Linked DNA regions of Mus musculus: region 1 is linked to region 2. A link is a loop called in an ENCODE intact Hi-C map of the cell type or tissue named here. Cell type or tissue: gastrocnemius. All regions are shown on one strand. Each heading gives the region's core, and the rest is flanking DNA. Links, peaks and the distances in the headings are about the cores only. Region 1 holds the start of Osbpl6 (oxysterol binding protein-like 6). Region 2 overlaps Osbpl6 (oxysterol binding protein-like 6).

Region 1 (9,704 bases), core at 1,127-9,126, 120 kb after region 2:
TTAGAACCCAAATGAACCCTTTCCTCCTGTAAGTTGTTTTTCATCCATGGTGCTTGTCACCTCACTATGCAGCCAAAACGACAATATGTACTACTATTCCTTATTAATAAAAACCTGAGCTAGGAGTGGCTCTAGCCCCATTATTCATACAGCGGAGACAGAGGATCTTGAGTCTGAGGTCAGCTTGGGCCACATAATTAGTTCAAGGCCAGCCTGAACTACATAGGGAGAATCTGTCAAAACAGAAATAGAGCAAAGGAACAAATAAAAAGTTCCTTGTCTCCAAAGGGGAGCACAGAGACTCTGTTAGAATGACAGAGCTAGAGAGGGCTGTACATTTATTTATCAAGGAGGTATAATGAGACAATAGAAGCCCATGTGCGTATGCTTGACAACATTCAATCAGAAACATTAGGAGAGCAAACCCAAAGGTCCCTATCCCTCAGGCCCACTACATTATCTGTGCCCTTGGAAAGTGACTGTTAGCATCCTTGCTCCAGGTAAGTGGTGGCTTAGAACCCAACCCTCACATTGCATACTGTGGATGATTTGCTCTTCCCACCTCATCCACCCCATCCTTCTCCTTCTCCTGCAAGCCCAGGACTCCCTCAACTCTGTAGCTCAATGCCGCCTTCCACATGGACACACTACTGTATCTTAATCAAGATGTTATTGGTTTATGTTCCATCCGTAAGTAAGCAATACAGATGAGTCTTCTGTACTGCTCCTCTGATGACGTCTCCGTACTCATTGAGATACATTGCAGGGGTCCATCCTTCAGTGCAGGATCCTCACCACCCCTGGGAGCGCCAAAGCCTATGTGTTCAAACAGAAGTTGATAGGAACTAACTCTGTAATTCACATCTGAAATCCACTGTAGCTTCTCCAGTTCCCTCACTTAGATATCTCAGACTCTTTCCTCTCTTCCTTACCTAAGATCACATCACAAGCCCTGGTTTGTCTTCTCAGTGATTTAAAATGAACTCTTCCTCATTTTCTCCAAACTTGAGAACTCTCGGATAACCAGGGTTCCTGCCTTGGATCTCTCTTCCTACCTTCTTTGTACCCATCATCCCCTGGACATCTGGAGTGATTTGTCTGTTGGGAAATTGCCAGTGCCTGCCTCCGCCATGGTCATACATTCCCTCAGTTCCAAGTAGCCCTCCTCCTCCCAGCATGACCATCCCTGCCCATGCTTCCTGCCAACATTCTTCACCAACTCTTGGCAATTCATGCTTCTACACAGGGGCAGCTTCTTGTCCTTCAAATGACACCTCTTGTGACAGCTCCAATGACCTTGTTTTCATTCTTTCCCTGAGAATTTTAAAATACCATCATTGGTTCCTTGCAAGATGCACTGTTTTTCTTTTCAAAAATACAACAATTATCTATACAAAACCCACCAGTCCTATGTAAGATCACTATGTGCAACTTATATCCACCTGTGGTCATCTCCCTGATCCACCTAAAAGACAACTGCACATTTTTTTTAACATTTATTTATTTGGGGACATACATGCCACAGCTTGAGTAGAGAGGTCAATAGACACCCTGTGGGAGCCAGTTCTTTCCTACCACCATATGGATTCCAGGGATCAAATTCAGGTCATCAGGTTTGCAACTGCCTTCACCTGCCGAGCCACCTGGCTGGCCCTATCCCAAGCTTCATGCTCACCACACTGCTTTTCTTAAAACAATAAAAATAAAAAGTGTATTTTAGAACATGTATGTTTAAAAAAATGTTTGCTTTTGTAGTTGCTTATCTGTGTCAGCTTGTTTCCTTGGCTCCCCTGAGTAAACTAAGACAACAGTCTTAGAAGACACAATGTGGCAATATTTAGTAACTCAAACACTCACAGAACTCTACAGTCCAGCAATTCGATCCCTTGGTATCTGCACCGGGAGAAATGTTTACACCTGTGCCTAAGGAAATATTTTTGCGATTTTTTTTTTTCAAAAGGAAGTGGCTGCGGCTGAGAACAGAGAAACACTGTTTGAGGACACAGATGGAATATTGTACAGCAATAGAAGTCAATTAGCTACTGCTACATACAACATGAGGATACAGTGATGAGTAAGGGAACTTAAAAAAAACACAGGAACAAAGGGATAGTGGTAAACTTTTTACTCTAAGATTTTTATTTGTTTTGGGGTTTTCTTTTTGGGTTTTTTTGGGGGGGGGTTAGGATTTTTTGTTTTGGCTCCCCTCCCCCCCAGACAGGGTTTCTCTGTATAGCCCTGGCTGTCCTGGAACTCACTTTGTAGACCAGGCTGGCCTCAAACTCAGAAATCTACCTGCCTCTGCCTCCCAAGTGCTGGGATTAAAGGCATGCGCCACCGAGGCCCAGCTAAGATTTTTAAAGTATAAATATGACTTAACTTTTACAGTAAACAAAAATTTTTCCTGCTTTCAACAATTTATACCTTGTCTTTCTTAAAGCAGTTATAACCTTACAAGGGCTGGCACATTCCACATCTCCCACAGAACCTAGACTAGTGTCTTCAACAAAGTAGGAACTTAATGAGGAATTACCAACTGAATGATCTCAGACTGCTAGTTAGCCAAGTATTGTAATAAAAGGAAACCTCTGTAGTCTTCTTGACTTCATGAGAGATCACATGAAGCTTTTGTCTACTTATAATTTACATAATCCATCTATAGGGCCACTACAGACCTCTCACCCAAAAGAACATTTAATCTTGGAAGGACTCTGTGTTTCTTACCAAAGTTAACTTAAATACAAGTAAAACTCACTTGAGGTTAAATAAAAGTAGAGAAACGACAGCATCTATTCATGATCCTCTGAAATTAGAACTACAGCTCTGTGAAACAGAACTTCAACATACTAGAACCAAGAGACATCTGATAAATCATTACAATTTGAAACAGAAGTCTGCCCCAAAGCAATCCTTCCACTGAATGTATAATTATCATTGACATAACAACTGAAAATCTGGACAAAACCAAGAATTTTTAAGGTTGGTAAAAGCAAAGGTTTTTAATTTCGAAATATCCTATTAACTTAAAAGATATTTTGGGTAAGATATATTAAATGAGGAAGCCAATAACAGGAGTAATATTCCACCAATCAGGGCCTTCCTTGTAACCCAATGAGGCATGCACATTCTCTGTAGGTGATTATAGCCGAGTTACACAGCATCTTCCCTTCGACCTTGGGAACCTGCTCGCTCCCAGAGTTACTGCTAGGTCTTCTGATTCATTTATTATGAGTCTTTGTACCTGCAATGCTGTAGCAAGCCCTAGATAGGAATATCAGCATCACAAACTCACAGTACTCAAAACTGTAGAAATGCTACCAAAGCAAATGGGGTGGGGGTGGAGAAGGAATATATAGATATGTATGCAAAAACTTAAAAGGAGGAAAACAAAGTTGAATAGTTTTAAGATGGAAGATTTAATTTTCCTTTGAAGTATACATTTCTTAAGTCTGTGACATAACTATTAATTAGTATGTATTTTAATATAAGAAAATATGTTCAAAATATTATTTTGTTAGGAGAAATTGCAATCGAATATATGACTTATTAAATCTTGCCGAAGGACTCCAAACTGGAAATTCTTTTTTTAAAAAAGCCTTATAGGACTTTCTGTCCAGAAGCGAGAAACAATTTGGCAACCCGGTGTTCCGTTTAGTTTCAGTCATTTGCTTCATGTCCATTATGTAATGCTTTCCCCAGCTTTTAGGTCTCTAGTTTCACCAACCTTTCAGGTAGATCACAGAATCGTCACAGAATCAGTATCTGGTCATAACTTTTAAAAGCAGCTTAAGACGTGGCTTACGGTGCGTCTGCAAACGGTAGAGGCTTTTAGAAATCTGCGGGTGTCATTCGTTCTCCGCAGCTTCCTCCCCAGGTTTCCCATCCCTCCTCCCCCAGCGTCCCCGGCGACTCGATCTGCGGGCAGCTCCAAGCTCGACGCAGGGGAAGCACGTCCTGACTGCAATGCAAACCCTGTCCCGGTCTGAACCGGAGAAGGGAGCTCGGGCGATGAGCGTGGACGCAGGCTGCAGGGAGGGCTGCAGGGACGCCAGCCGGGGGTAGCAAGGAGTGCTCGCGAGGACAGTCCGCAGTGCACGCGCACAACCAAACCCGATGCACAACTTGCCCGGCCACTGCCCGCGGCTCCCGGATTCCCTGAAAGGTGCAGCGTAGGCGTCAGCTCTCGTAGGCGCGGGCGCTCTCACCCGCACCGGTTCGGTTCTCCGCTGACAATTACATCAGTCCTCCCGGCCCCGACTTCCATTCCCAACCAGTCGGCCCTGGGGTGCGGGCATCGGGGATGAAGAACTGCCGCGGGGGGCGGAGAAGGGGGGCAGAGGGGAATGCGTGTAAAAGGAAGCCGGATTCCCCGGCAGCCGCGGGAAGGGAAGGCGGGCGGTGAGCGGGGACCGTGACACCGGTACCCCCTCCCACTCTGACCGCACCGGGGACCGATTTGGCCATCCTCGCTTCCGCGCTACCCAGCTGGGGTGCCTCTGGAGACAGCGATGCCTTGGGGGCCTGGGGCTGCGGCTGCCCACTCGGGTATCGCCAGGGTCCTCGGCCCTCTGGACGCGCACAATGCCCCCGGGCCGCGCGGCAAGCACCGCGTATCCACCCCGCGGCGGAGAGACACTTACCTGCAGGGCGAGCGGTAGGTCGCGGTGGGAGATGGCCCGTGCTATCTGCCCGGCGCGCAGGCTGGAGGAGGCTCCGGAGGCGCGGAGGACGGGCGCCGCCTGTGCCGAGCTGTGGTCTCCAGCGCGGACAGCGGCGGCCGCGCGGCGCCTCCAGTGGTCCTCCGCGCCGCAGCCCCTCCTCTCCCACGGGCGGGGCGCGCTGGCGGGGCGGCGCTCCGGGCTCCCCGCCCCCGGCTCCGGAACACCCGCCAGCCCCGATCGTTCCCGCGGGCTCCATGGTGTCCCGCTCTGCTCCCACCGCGCCCCCTTCGTGCGGGATCCAGCGCCCATCTGGTCCCTGCCTGGCGTCCACGGGAATCCGTGGGGTACCAAGATCAGTCATCCGAAAGACCCTGCCCGGGAGAGATAGGCCCCCCGCGTGTCCAGTCCTGCAGCGGCGGGAGCGCTGGGCTGGAAAAAAGAGGCCGGGAATGACTGCAGCGCTCCGGCCATGGAGCGGTGGGAGAGGGCTTCACCGGAGAACTGCAGCCTGGTGGCCTCCGCTCTGCGAGACCAAGCCCCTGGCCCTCGGCGCCCTTCGGAGGCCTCATTCAATAAATAAACAATATGTTTAGGCTTTCTGCCCTGCGAACTCTCAGTCCGGGAGAGACACTTGGACTGTGTGGAAGGAAGGACCAATGGCTTTAAAGTCCCTGGCAAAGCCCCGCAGTGTCCACGCAGCTTCCTTACACCCTTCCCACCCAGCAACTTCCATGCTAAAGCTATTCCTGGCATGCGTCCAAGACCAGATTGATCTAAAGGCAAATTTGCACGGAGGGAGGGGGGTACTTTAAATATTTGCACAGACGTTTCTTCTGTAAAGGGATAACTGAAGAATGTCCCTGTATCAAGACGTCTCTGTCATCAACAACTTCAAGGGGACAAATCTAGAGAACTGGGCCAAACAGGGACTCTTGGAGCGCTCTAGCTGTTTTGAATTGGGTGGAGGAAGGGGTTCCTTTAAAATCTGATGATCTGCCGCCTACTGAGATAGTCCTCATGGCATTTCCCAGTTGTCAGTGCTGATACAATGCTGGTGTGCTCTGACATAGCTCTGAGCATTCTTGCCTACATATCATTTCTCTTGAGTCTCCTTCTTACATGTGGGATTAACTTCTTCCATCTTGAATAAGGATCATCTTAAAATAACAAATGCTAGACCTTGTGACACATGGCAGTCTCACCCCAGTTTCCTCCCTGTGGAAACAGTCTCTACAAGGGAGCCATTATGTCGCTCAACTTCACTCTGTTATAGCTCCTTTTCCATCTGGGTCCCAGTGTGGCGGCAACTACTAAAACAGCTTTCACACACAAAAGTAGGCATACGTGAAAAATACCAGACAGTGAAAGGAGACCAGAGAACTCTTAGTCTTTATCTAAAAAAGGTCCTCTCAAAATTTTTCACATAACCCCTATTAGCAGAATCATAAACTACCCAGGGATATAGGAACTACCCAGACCCACACCTCACAATTTATTGTAAGAAAGCATGTATGCTTGCTATTCTCTTCCATAGCATTATTTGGAAGACAGATTTTGTACATCAGAGGGAAACATCTCCTCCTGCCTGTCTTACAGACAAATGGTCTAACGAAGATGTAATGGTGGGTGGATATCTGGGACAAATGGGTGGATTAAAGAGAGCTGGGTGTGTGTATAGAGCTGCATAGCAAAGACAGTTTCACCACTCTGGCTGTGTATCACAATATTTAGAAAACTCACCCTGGCAGAGATGTGTAAGTCGGAGTAACGGGCTTTTCCTTGTTCTCCAGCTATAGCAGTGTTTTTATTGCTCTGAAAAGTGCCAGGGGGGCAGCAGAGTTTTCTTTACATGTATATTCTTGTGAAAGCATAAGTCACAAGTCAGATGTTAGCTAAAAGGATCTCTGCTTCTGTAATCCATCCCTTTTATTTGTCTCAGAGAGGGACTTTTTCTGTGAAGAAAGATAAGGAGGCTCTTAAATGACCAGTGCTATTAATCCTATAATTCCATTACATGCAAATGAACTGAGCCGCATTTGAATAACCATAGTCCCACCATCAATTAATCTGCTCACACGTGCTCACACCTCTGCTTTCATTGCAGGTTTCTATCGGGTGCTATTTTGGCTGAGTTTACTTAAAAGGCTGAAATGCTTGCTAGTGCTTCACTGAAAGATGCAGTCCCAAGGCATCCTGTATGGAGAAGTGGTGAAGGGAAAGGCAAGCTGAGAGACAGACCAGATGTTTGACTAGTGAGTTATCTGGCCCTTCGGAATACACCAGAGAAAGAACTCCCGCAGCTTGTCATCAAAATGTTTGGGCTGGATTGTTCTTCGGACTACTTGGTGATGCTGAGAACTGTACTTCCTTGAATCTCCTTTCCTGTCTGTTCACAAGTCTATATCTGCCAGTAAGGGCAACAGTATAGAGTTGCCTGGTGTGTGAGGAACAAAGTAACAGAGCAGCCCTGTCAGCAGTCCCTCTATAACAGAAGGGTGTATGTGTGTGTGTGTGTGTGTGTGTGTGTGTGTGTGTGTGTGTGTGTCTGTGTGTGTGTGTCTGTGTGTCTGTGTGTCTGTGTGTCTGTGTGTGTGTGTGTGCTTCCCAGTTAGTTTGGACTCCCTTACCTGTGTCAAGGCTGGTCTCCCGTCCTTCCCCTCCCTCTTCAAAACTTCTTCATCTCCTCTAACAAATGCAAAGATGACTCCTTATGACAAATTCCCTATTACAGACGCCCCCATTGGTTCTGAATTCCCAAAGAACCCTGTTTACAAGGACCTGTACCCTGAGCTGGGCTGCCTCCATCTGAGGCAGGACAGGCACACAGGGAGCAGGTGTGGCAAATAGCTGCTGAGAAGCAAAGAGAAGGGGCGGGGCTCTAACTGTTATTGGAAGAATCCTGAGTTTCTCATTTTTAAGTTAAGAGACTTTACACTCTGCAACGGATTTATCAGGGCTAGTAAGAGGTGGGTAAAGAGATTTGCTACCAAGCCCGATGACCTGAATTGTTCCCTGAGACCCACGTAGTAAGAAAAAGACGAATATCTACAAGTTGGTCTCTGATCTACACACCCACACCTGGTGGCCATGCATGCACACAACCCCCGGGGGGAACCCTTTTGGGAAAAAAACCAAATATATGTAATTTTAAAAAGATGTGTTCTCTCTCTCTCTCTGTGTGTATCTCTGTGTGTCTGTGTGTATTTCTCTCTCTCTCTCTCTCTCTCTGAGTGTGTGTGTGTGTGTGTGTGTGTGTGTGTGTGTGAATGTGCCTGTGAGTGCAGGTGCCTACTGAGGCCAGAGGTATCAGATCCCCAGGAAGCTAGAGTTATAAGCAATTTTAAGACACCATAATGTGGGTGCAGGAACAGAGTTCAGGTCCTCTGCAAGAGCAGTGCACACTCCTCACTGCTGATCCATATCTCCAGCCCCCAAGAACCAAGCTCGTGAATTTCAATATCAAGGAGCAGAGTCAGAAAAGGGAAGGGCATCCTCTTGAGACACTGAGTTCTTCGAGGAAGGCTGCCCTGTTCCCTAGCGTGTTCAGGTGAGAAGAGTCTTTCTCTCGCCTTCCTTACAGCCTGCTTGGCAGATGTGGTGGTGGCTTTGCACGTATTCATAGAGCCCTCATCCCGAAATTGATGTAAAGCTTCCCCCCAATCTCATAGACTATTGAAGCCACTCTTCCCAAGAAGACTGTCGTCAAGAACCTGAGTTCTTGAGAAGTCAAACCTGGGAGTCTGCCCTACGTCCTTCACACCCACATTCTCATCATCTCCCCGAGTGGTTTGCCGATCCAGACCAGACAATACCACTGTCTCCATTTCAGAGTGAACCTTCTGTTCAGACAGCCTTCACTCAGTTTCAAAAAGGATAAAGAATTGAGTTTACACAAACAGATCAACTTGTCCTGCTGGAGGCAGGAGAGAGTGGTAGCTATTTGTTCCTTTATTTAATTCAGTAAATACATTCGAATGACGACTGGCCTGCATTAGTCACTGTTCTTGGGACTGAGCTATTGTAAGCAAGCAAGCAAAAAAAAAAAAAAAGCCCTTTTGCCCTGATGGAGTTTACCTTCTAACAGAGTGAGAGAACAAGCAACCTACTCAACAGATGAATAAACTATATACCAGAAACTCATAGGTGATACAGGATGTAAAGCATATTAACAGGGATGGGAAAGGATTGTCAAATAGCCAATAAATAAAATAATGAACCAGGGCTTCACCGAGAAGGTGACAATTGAACACAGGCATGACAAAGATGAGGAGGGTCACCTGGAGGTCTCCACTTCCATCCCACTCTACACTGTAGATGTACGTGCCTGGTACGTGTCCAGCAAGGGGAAGACCAACCAGCGTGCCTGGCACAGTGGATGAAGGAATATATAATAGGCCAGATCCCAAAGGGCCTGAAAGCCACGCCCCTAGCTGCTGTGTTGAAATAGACTCTACAGGAGCATGAGTGGGATCAGCCAGAGGGATCTTTTGTTTAGTCCAGGAATCAAGGTGCTGTGGGGCCAGCTAGGTGACTATGATAAAGAGAAATAGAATAACAATGCACTATACAGGAGTAGCCACCTTGCTTTTTTCTGGTGGGCTATATCCTGATAGATTAGCTGACACTGGTATTTGAATGACTTATGAATGAGACTTAATTTCATTACATTAGGGTAAGGAAAAACTCCCCTGGTCAAGTATATAGAATCTCTGGCCTGGATGGAGGACTGGCATCCCTGCTGAGTCAGGTCAATCACTTTGGCTAAGGGACTCAAAGGAGGACTGATCTTAAGCCATGCAATAGAGGTAGGAGGAATAACCAGTGTTCTAATGAGACACTTAACTTTTCCTCCACAGACTCTTCACCCCTCGTGCAGTACCTAATTGGTTGGCCACAGCTTTGTAAGTCTTCTGGCTTTTTTGAATGGTTTCTTCTTTCCATCCCTCTTCTAGGCATGCTTTCCTTAATGTTTTAGGTTTGCCCGATATTTTGGGGCCTCCTAACTCTCTAAAGCTTCCTTCCCTGCAATATTGCTGCTTGTTG
Region 2 (9,704 bases), core at 941-8,940:
ACCCTGTGCTCTTACAGCCATGTCATCTGATTTTCTGGTATGTCTTGATCATAGTACAAATAAATATAACCGTTTGCACTAAATTGGGTACCTTCTTGAGCCTGCTCCAAGAACTATATAAGCTGTCCTTACTAGGTAATCTCGGGCATGTCATAATTATTTTTTAAAAATTCTCTAAAATGCATAAGCATAAGTCGTTGCAAAAAAGCAAAGAAAAAAGAAAAACAGAAAAAAGGAAAACAAACAAATGCAATCATAAACAGTGCGGTTATTATGTAAATGAGCATGAGGGTGGGGAACTGTGGGTCTGGTTGTAAATAGCTACCTCTCATGCCCCTGACATTCGGAACATCTGTGCAAGATGCTCCTAACTCTACTTCTGTCTGGAACACTTCCTTCACAAACCTCCACCACTTGCTCTGCCCACACCCATCCTCGGGGGGCCCACAGAAGAGCCTGGTTCTCTCTGCTCCCCTCGTCCACGCTTGGGCTAGCCTGCTCTCCCAACACTCTCCCTGCCATCATATCAACCCCTAATTAGTTCCCTACACTACACAAGCCTCTGGAGTTCGAGTTACACTCTCCTCCCGTCCCAACTCCTCCCTCCACTCTTCATTTAAATGAACCCTCAACATAGCCAAAGCACAAGACTGTACCAGGGAGATACTGCTGAACGGATGCAATCCTGTGTTCATGAGACTTGTACTCCAGGAGCAGAGACTAGAATAAAAGGGCATAAGTATAACTAGATAAGCAGAGAACAAACATCTAACACGCCAAATGGTGATTCATGTTTGGAGAAAAATAAAGCTAGCTCCATGGACAGTGAATGATACAATCACGTAGAGAAGGGCAGAAAGACTGCTCAGAGAGGGAATGACTCAAGCCGGGCAGTGGTGCAGCAATTGTGAGGCAGAGGCAGGCAGATTTCTGAGTTCGAGGCCAGCCTGATCTACAGAATGAGTTCCAGGACAGCCAGGGTACACAGAGGAAACTCTGTTGCAAAACAAACAAACAAACAAACAAACAAACAAAAATTAATACGGAATGAAATAACTGACACATAAAAACTCTGGCTGATCAGGTAGAAAATGCCCCCATCTAAACTAGAAGCCACTACTGAGATGATCAGCGTTGCCATTTGGGACCTGGGCACAGTGGCTCTCTGCCTTTCAGTTTATAAATGCAAGAAGAATCCGGATGCTTTTTAATAGCCAAGTATTAGAAAAAGAAGTTTTGGAATCTACTAAATTCTCCTCGTGTCTGACTAACTAGAGGCTTTATTTCAGAACTTAACAGTAATCTTAATTCATTGATAAACAGCAGCAAGGAAATTTTGTTTAGCATTTCTCTCGATTTACTTAATAAGAAAGTCTTTATTTCCATACACCTCAAGGGACAAGTTTTATTTGCAGAACGCTAGCTTATGAGAAAGCTTTAGCTGTCTAATAAACTCCATTGTTAATCTTTTTGAAAGTCTCGTGGCATGTTTATTTAGCGACGCTCGTGAGATATGGCAGATCACACCCAAGCAACTGCGTTCGGTGTCCTAGCATCTAGCAACAGAGTGGAGGAGAACTTCAGGTGGAGAAGGAACTGGAGACTTCTTAAGGACTAAGTGAACCCTTGATCCTATCACTGGAGCTAGAAACACTTAGCCAAAGCCCAAACACTGTGTCTCTTTATGCCCCCAACACCTCCTGTCTTTCATCTGCTGTGCTGCATCGCTTAGAGACAGGAAAGAAAGCCAAGTGCTACTATGCACAGATGTTCTCTGTTTTATTTATCCACGAGGAAGAAAGAGGAAGGCAAATAAATCTGGCATAGAAAATTTGGAATAAAAAAGATGAGACTAATACAATCATAGGTCTGCAAAAAAACACCGCTCAGAAAGGTTTACAGCACAATGTAAACCAACAGGTAGATCGGCAAAGGAAACAATATAAAAACAACGCCAAACGTTATCAAAAATCTCTGTGTCAAGGTCAGTGAAGGAGAAGGGGAAGTGATTCTGAATGGCCAGTGAGACTGTCACATGAGCCAGGCTTTGATCCCAAGGAAGTATGAGAGGGTGGGAGTGGGTGGGGGTAGAACTCCGCTTGGGGAAGATGAGGCAGAGATACTGAAAGATACAGATGGGGCAGATTTCCGAATTACAGCAGGCCACGTATGTGCTATGAAATGGGGCTGCACCAGACTATGGTCTTCTCTGGACATCCAACCTATAAGGAGATCTGGCTTTATCTGTGTGGGGAACAAGAAGCCATCGAAGGGTTTCATGACCCTGCCATATTCAGAGAGTTTGAAATGATGGGGTCCTGAAGGTGCTGGTGAGGCAAGAGACCTCTGCAGCGGCTGGCAAATGTGACCAGGGTCCAGGCGGGAGCGGGCAGTGGGAAGGGAAGGAAATGATATTCTAGAAAAAGAATACAATCTATAGAGTTAATTCTACAGACTGTGGGTGCAGCCGAGGAGAAAGGCATGTAATAGGTGCCATGTCACTGATAACAAACTGGTTTACACATATTGGTTTACACCATAGTCAGAGAGTGGGACGTCTAAGCAAAAATGTTTAACCAGCTCATCAGCAGTCTGCACCTAAAACCTGTGAACAACATTAAATAAGGTGCCTTAAAGTACTACGATATTCTCTGCTGCGTGCTATATCGTTCACTTACACGGCTAGGAGAAAGACGACAGAGGTGACCTGTGCAACACAGCAGTATTTGCATAAGTGCTTGTCAAATAAGAGAAGATCCAAAGAAGACTAATCTGTCACACTTTCTCTGGGTCCTTGTACTAACTATATAGATGCATATAAAAAAGTACTACACCATATGCCTGCATATACTACACCATATAACTGCATATGCCAAACTTCCAAGTTCTCTACATTTATCCTGGGTTTTAGGTAGTGACTGAGATAAGGGGGAAACAGTCTGTCCTTTAAAAATAGCAGTCAGTAGGCAAGGAGAGAAGAATGTCTTTGGGAGTGTTTCCACCTGCTGAGATCACTGGGACAAAAGTAAACTGTCGCCTTAATGATTAGTAGGCACCTGCAAGTACTAATACTAGCATGGAGCTCAGTATGTAGACCAGGTTCATAGAGATCTGCCTGTCTCAGTTTCCAGAATGCTGGGATTAAGGCATGTGGTACATAGTGGTACCCTGTCCCCAAACAAACAAACAAAAGCAGCCATTTGTATAGTGTCTATTGTATAAAATTCATATCAACCCACACACCTTCTTTTCATCTCTGGACTTGCCATATACAAGTCTACCAAACGACATCCATTCTACCTTTAGGTTCCAGGCCAGGGTCTCCTGTGTCCCTGGTCATTTGCATACAGGGCCAGGAGCGCAAGTGCGGCAGGCAGATCTACAGGGCCTGACAGCTGTTTCTATAGCAGTCAACAGTCTTTTATTTACCAAAGGTTTCCAGGGTGAGCTAGGTCAATCCCTTCCTGCCTCTTAGCAACCATGAAGGCCATGTGACTTAAAATTTTTCAGTTAAAATGCTCAGAGCAAGAGAAAAAAAATGGAGAACTCTAAACAGGAGAGAACAAAGAGGCAGAAGGGTGGACTCACCAACTTAGAGGGCATCTAAGCATGCAGTAGTTATTTAACACCAAGTATTCTCATTCACAGTACTCCAAGACTATGAGAATCTACAAATGCACTGCACTAAACAGTACAGCAGCAGGCAATCACAGATTTAGTTAATGACGGAAGTAATTCTAAGATAGTATATGGGTATCCTTTTTGAATACTGTAACAAAGGTACCAGCATTCCCAAGATCCTGTACTAGAAATACCTACATTAGGGTCTGTGAAAAATATACACATAAGACGTCACCAGGTTGTACAGGCTGCCCTGGAATTTCTTGCTGTGTCAGGGGTGTGCTTGAGGTTGAGGGTTCTCTCAAAAGCACCCACAGAAATGCATTCCCACTGCTGTGAATCCATATCTGAGCTGTCCATTTAAAACGCATATACAATGAACCATTAATAGCTCATTCACAGCCTGGCACCATGGCTAACACCTACAACTGCAAACCTCGGAAGCTAACAGTTCGAGACCAGACTGGGCTGCATAGTAAGTTCCAGACCAGCTAAGCCTGTGAGATAGTCTGTCAAAAAATGAAAGGAAAAAAAAATAACTGATAAATACATTTCTTTAAATTAGGCAATACACTTTGAATATCTAAAATGGGAGAGGAGCAGAGAAGTGACGGATACTGCCAGACCTCTTCACTAAGTGAAACTCACAAAGGAAAATTCCCATAAAACGTTGACAATGCACTTGTAAATTTCCACAAATTACTACCGAAAGACATATTGTAATGGGAAACCGTTAATCCTATCTGTGCTAGCTGAGATACCGCTGTTCTGTCAATGGCCAGCATTTATACGACAGATCCCCACACAACCCTGACAGCAGAGTGGTCCGAAAAACATGAATGCAGTAATTTCCAGCAACAGTAACTTTACAGACTGGATCAAATGAGACAGTAGGTGTATTCTACCATAAATAAATTCTGACACCTCACTCCCACTGCTGCCTTTGAAAACTGTTCCGTCCTTGTGGCTCGCAGTTCTCAGCTACTCCAGCTTTATCTGCCTCCTAACTACTGAGTCTGACAGTGACTAAGTTCCACACAACCTCACAGGGCTTAGGGCTTGTCTAGAGCTATTAGTCTTACAGAAAGTCTCCTGATGGTCCTTGGGTTTTGTTTTTTGGTTTTTTTTTTTGTTTTTTGTTTTTGTTTTTTTTTGTTTTTGTTTTTGTTTTTGCATGTCCATGAAGAAGAGAGACCCGAGCAGCACAGCCCACGGTGTCTCACCAGGTCCCGGAGAAACCCTGCCCCATGCTGTGGTCTGCACTCCAAAAGCCCACCTCCCAAACAAAACAAAACAGAGAAGCCAGGGTAGCAGCTTCTCACTATCAGGCATAGTGACACAAAATAAGGGCATGGCCTGTGGCACAAAGCGCTTCAGGACAAACTTTCGGACTCAGCAATCCACACCATCCAAACAGGGCTCTGTTGGCAGAAAATGGTAAAAAGCAGTGAAATCTTCTCCTACCTGTCTGCTTTCCCTCTGAGAAGATGTTGAAGACGAGGCACTTCTATGGGTCGGAGTGGATGTTTTATGAGCAGGGGATATGCCCTTCTCGTCTGAACTCATTGCTGCAATTAGTCTAGGGATGTGCACGGAAGACCATCCCAATCCTCCTTGCAATTCACAGACAGAGAAGCAGACAATCTGTGGCTTTAGTCCATCTCCCTCGGATCAGACTGGACTAGGAAAACTCAGGCCACTGCTGACGAGTCCAAACCACCTTAAAACAGAACAAACAGAAAGTCTCATGTAATTTAAAAAGAAATAGCAATCACTCTATTTAGGGGGAAACTAATTTGCATTAATGGAGGGAATAAGGAATAGTTGGAAGTGCAGGTCTGGGGCTCGGAGACCTCTAGGTTGCAGACACAGGTTATGATTGATGGTGGTACATCCATAGAATGATTCATATGTGGATTCTGAAATTTTTGTATGTGTACAGAATTTGGCGGGTGCCTATAGTCATATTGAATTTCTAACATTATGCCAACAAATCATGTGAACTTGAATGTGATCATTAGGATTCTAATGATCACCTACTTGCAGACAATAATCAAACAGCAATCCCTTGGGTGGGGCAGGTAGCTCAGTGGCAGAGCCCTTGTCAAGGGTGAGCAAGGCTCTGGGTTCAATCTGAACACCAAAAAAAAAAAAAATCAATCAATTAATTACTAGCTTAAAAAGAACAATCCCAACAATAAAGAGAATTTTTTTTATGAATTTGTAAACCTGGATATTCTAATGACTGAAACTTGTAATGCTTTCTTGGAATTTTAAATTTCCTGACATTGTAGTAAAAATAAAAACTGCTTAGCTGAGCTAGAGCTGAGCAGTTAAGGGCGGTAGCTGTTCTCCCCGGGAAGCCACGTATAATTCTCTGCACCAACATGATGGCTTACTTCCTATAACTCCATGTTCAGGGATCCAGCTTCCTCTTCTAACCTGCAAGGGCACCAGGCATGCACATCACAGACATGCATGCAGGTAAAACACCCATATACATAAAAATAAACTTCAAAAATCTTTTTAAAAAAATCAAACTGCTTAGCATCCAAATTGTAAGAATAGGTTTCAAAGCAAAATTAGCCTTTTTAAATCATAAATTCAAAGAGCCAAATGTGCTTTTGTTAAATAGCGGTCAGGTTTCATCTTTGACTGGCAAAAGGCAGTTAAAGAAGCCAGCACCTGATGGATGATCGGCTAATTTGTTCAAGGAAGGCAATCTAATAAGTGTGAATAAAGGCCCTGAAGTCAATCCCTGGTGCCTGGAAGCAGGAAAGTGAGAAGCTATTTAGATCCTCGACTCAAAGTACTTTGTTTTCCAGTCCAAGATGTTTTACAAGTAGATACTGACACTGGAGCCAAAAGCATGGCGGCTTTGTGATGTGTTCAAGTGGCCCCAGGGGATGAGGCTGAAAGGCCCAACTTATTAAACTATTATCCACTCAGAAGTAAATTCAATCCAAGTTTCAGGCCCTCTGTCAGTCTCTGACACACACTCTCCCTCATTCCCTCCCCCACCTCTCCTGGTCCCTCCTCTTTCCTTTCTTCTTCTCTTCCTATCTATCTATCTATCTATCTATCTATCTATCTATCTATCTACCTATCTACCTATCTATCTATCTATCTATCTATCTATCTATCTATCTATCTATCTATCTATCTATCTGGCTTCATTAATACTAACGCTAATATCTTATCTTAACATGACATTTTCAGGCTAACTTTTTCTCAATGAAAGGGCCACGCTCAGTCTGACCATACTGTGAATGCAAATATTCAAGGAAAGGGAAACCAACGGATCAAACATTAAATGCATCCCAAGGTCCATTTGTGAGGTTGCTGTTGTTGTTGTTACCTGTAAGTTTGGAATCTCTTTTGTTTTTATACAAAAGGTGTTGTGTGACTTTTCCTGGTATACCTGAACAACTCACCTCAGATAAGGAACTTATGATAGCTCAAAGTTAAACTTAGTTTAACTTTGTTAACCAAACTCAGTAAACTGAGTTTACTGGGTTATTGACAGGAGGATGGATTTCGGGGGGGGGGGCTACATACAGGCAAATAAATGATCAACCCAAAGCAACTGCACCACTGAAATGCCTATCCTATCATGGGTGATATCCAGGAAAGCTAGATCCTCCAGCACCCTGTAGGGCTTGCAGGCATCTTGGCTGGTGGGAGTCTCCTCCCCCCACCAACGTTACTGCTGACATAACCTCGGCCTAGTGAATCTTGGAAGTTGTAGGAACTTCCTGAGACTTGTAAGCTTTATTTACTTCATGGATCTTAAGGAACCTCTCTTCAGGACGGAATGTTCCAATTGGGCAGAAACTGCGCCTCCCAACAAAAGCATGTCAGGTGTCCCATATGAAACTCGAGTGGTTTTTAAATCTTATCCCAACCAGGCATCAATCAAAGGTTGGAGTACCTCCTCTATTTTTAATGCATTACGAAAGGAATTTTTAAGTTCTGTTTGGAGTTTGAAACTACCTATTCTTTATTCCTAGAGTGTAGAATTTACCCCGAGCAACCTAAGAAAGATTTATTTTATTTCCAGTGAAGCACATTTGCAGAAACTGCCAAAAAAATGTTATAAGCCCGAGATCATGCACTCCAAAGGCATCGCCAACACAATTACTATACTCAGCAAAAAAAAACCCCAAAACCACTATAACTGAAAATAACAGTAATATGAGAGCAGAAACCCTCATTTTTCTCTCATTTTCCCTCATATACGTAGGAACACAAGCATTGTAAAGTACTGTGACATTTGCATTTATTTACACGGAGGGACATACAATTCAGGTTTATACAATTTATGACCCAAGAATCACATCAGGGAGAGCCTGCAGAGCTTGTTGTTCATAGGAATCATAAATTATATGTGGCCAAAAAAGCATTTGAAAGGAAAGGGTTTAGCTTGAGCTAAGTGCTGCTGTGTGAATACATCCTCCAGGCTGGGTATGCAGGGTCCTAGAATCCCTGCACTGTGCCCTGAAGGAGCAGCAGACATGAAAGAGGAGCACACAGCCTTGGCAGTGTTGTAGATAGATGACAGTCACTACCACTCAAGTGCCTTGCTCAAATGGAAGTCAAATGGCCCCACTCAGGTGAGCAGTGTATGAAATCCCTGAGAGAGATGAAGGAAATATGACCTGAATAATGTAAGTAGTTATAAAAATAAAGGAAAATGTGAAATGCTTAGATGATATATTATTGATTTAAAATAGCTATTACTGAGTATTCCTACCATTCTGTTTGGTTAAAATAGAATAAAAATATCCTAACAAGGGTTATCTTTCGTTGTTGAAGCGGAGTCAATTCAGAAACAGCACAGGTTCAAACCAAACACAATCCCAGCAGGATGAATTTGAAAAAGGCGAATTTGAGTGTGAACCAAATATAGTTGACACAAATAATCTATTGGCAAAGGTCAGGATGCATACAAAGAAAATAAAATCAGAGTCCCCCCTCCCCTCGTCTCTCCTTTGTGTATGTCTCAAACATCTGTGAAAATTAATCCATACACATAAGAAAATATAAATTTTATTTAGAGTAAAAGGAAGGAGCTGGAGAGCACAGGTGTTTTCACAGAACGTAAGGAAAGCGGTGCCTTTGGCAGAGCTAGGGCAGGTTTGGGGACAACGGGACTGACCTAGTTTAAGAACCTGAAGCTATGACATCAGAATTGGAATTTGGTAATTAGAGGGATGCTAATGCAGTACAACATGGTTCTTCAGAAAACACATTTTATCTTGTTATATTTTATTATTATCCCTTAGAAGTCTGTTTGTTTTCTAATGGGAAACAGAAGAGGGGTGGACCTGGATGGGAGGGGAGTTAGGGAGAGGCGAGGAGAAACCGGAACCAGTTAATTTATTATCTGAGGGAAAAAAGTATTTTCAATAAAAGGAAAAGAAAAGATATTAGAATTGGTTACCAAAAAAAGGAAATACACAGGAAGAACAAAAGGTTAGGGAGATGCCAGAAGGAAGGAAAAAAGGAAGGGAGGGAGGGAGGGAGGGAGGAAAAAAGAAAAACAAAATTGAAGAAATCCTCTTGCAGACAGACAGACAAACAAACAAACAAACAAACCAACCAACAAAAGGTCCTGGAGCTAAAGGGTGAGCAGGAGCTAACACACAAAGCATCTAACTGAATCTACAGATAACAACGATCCTGAGCAATGACTGAAATGAATGATAGCCAAAATGTTTCCAAACATAAAAATTTGATCACACTCTAACAGGAAAATAAGGTAGAAAAATAACTCAAAACAAGACCCCAACAAAATTACTGAATTTAGACCGCACTGTGGGAAGCAATTCAATAAATTATAAATTAATCATAGAGTAGGAGTGAGAACAGGCTCTGAACGCACACTTTTCTCAGCACCTCTTACGTGGAAGAAAAAGAAAATAAATGGCATTAAAGAATATTTGGAAACAGATAAAAGTCAGAACCGGCAGCACTCACCCCTGCCCTCCTCCCTCAGCACTCACCCCTGCCCTCCTCCCTCAGCACTCACCCCTGCCCTCCTCCCTCAGCACTCACCCCTGCCCTCTACCCCCAGTTTCCTC

Evidence for each region. Peaks named below come from ENCODE experiments on the same cell type or tissue, not always from the same donor. Only the 100,000 strongest peaks of a DNase experiment are listed, where the experiment ranks them.
Region 1: a loop joins it to region 2, with 1.9 times the contacts of the local background. A loop is called at or near these places in 4 of 42 quality-filtered maps.

The regions. Positions count from the first base shown.
Region 1 is chr2:76,401,626-76,411,329 of GRCm38, reverse strand. Osbpl6 (oxysterol binding protein-like 6) reads right to left here and starts at 4,822. Exons shown (of 27, transcript NM_001290733.1): 1 at 4,641-4,822. Gm52557 (a long non-coding RNA gene) reads left to right here. Exons shown (of 3, transcript XR_003954042.1): 3 at 1-503. In gastrocnemius, for the core only: a CTCF peak has its summit at 4,796; DNase peaks (open chromatin) are centred at 1,644, 4,228, 4,828, 5,341 and 1 more place; H3K4me3 peaks cover 2,989 bases; H3K27ac peaks cover 4,005 bases.
Region 2 is chr2:76,519,526-76,529,229 of GRCm38, reverse strand. Osbpl6 (oxysterol binding protein-like 6) reads right to left here. Exons shown (of 27, transcript NM_001290733.1): 4 at 5,086-5,341. The coding sequence starts at 5,187. Among named protein-coding and RNA genes, the nearest start is that of Gm52557, 93 kb to the right of the region's middle. In gastrocnemius, for the core only: no CTCF peak of the experiment used is centred there; no DNase peak of the experiment used is centred there.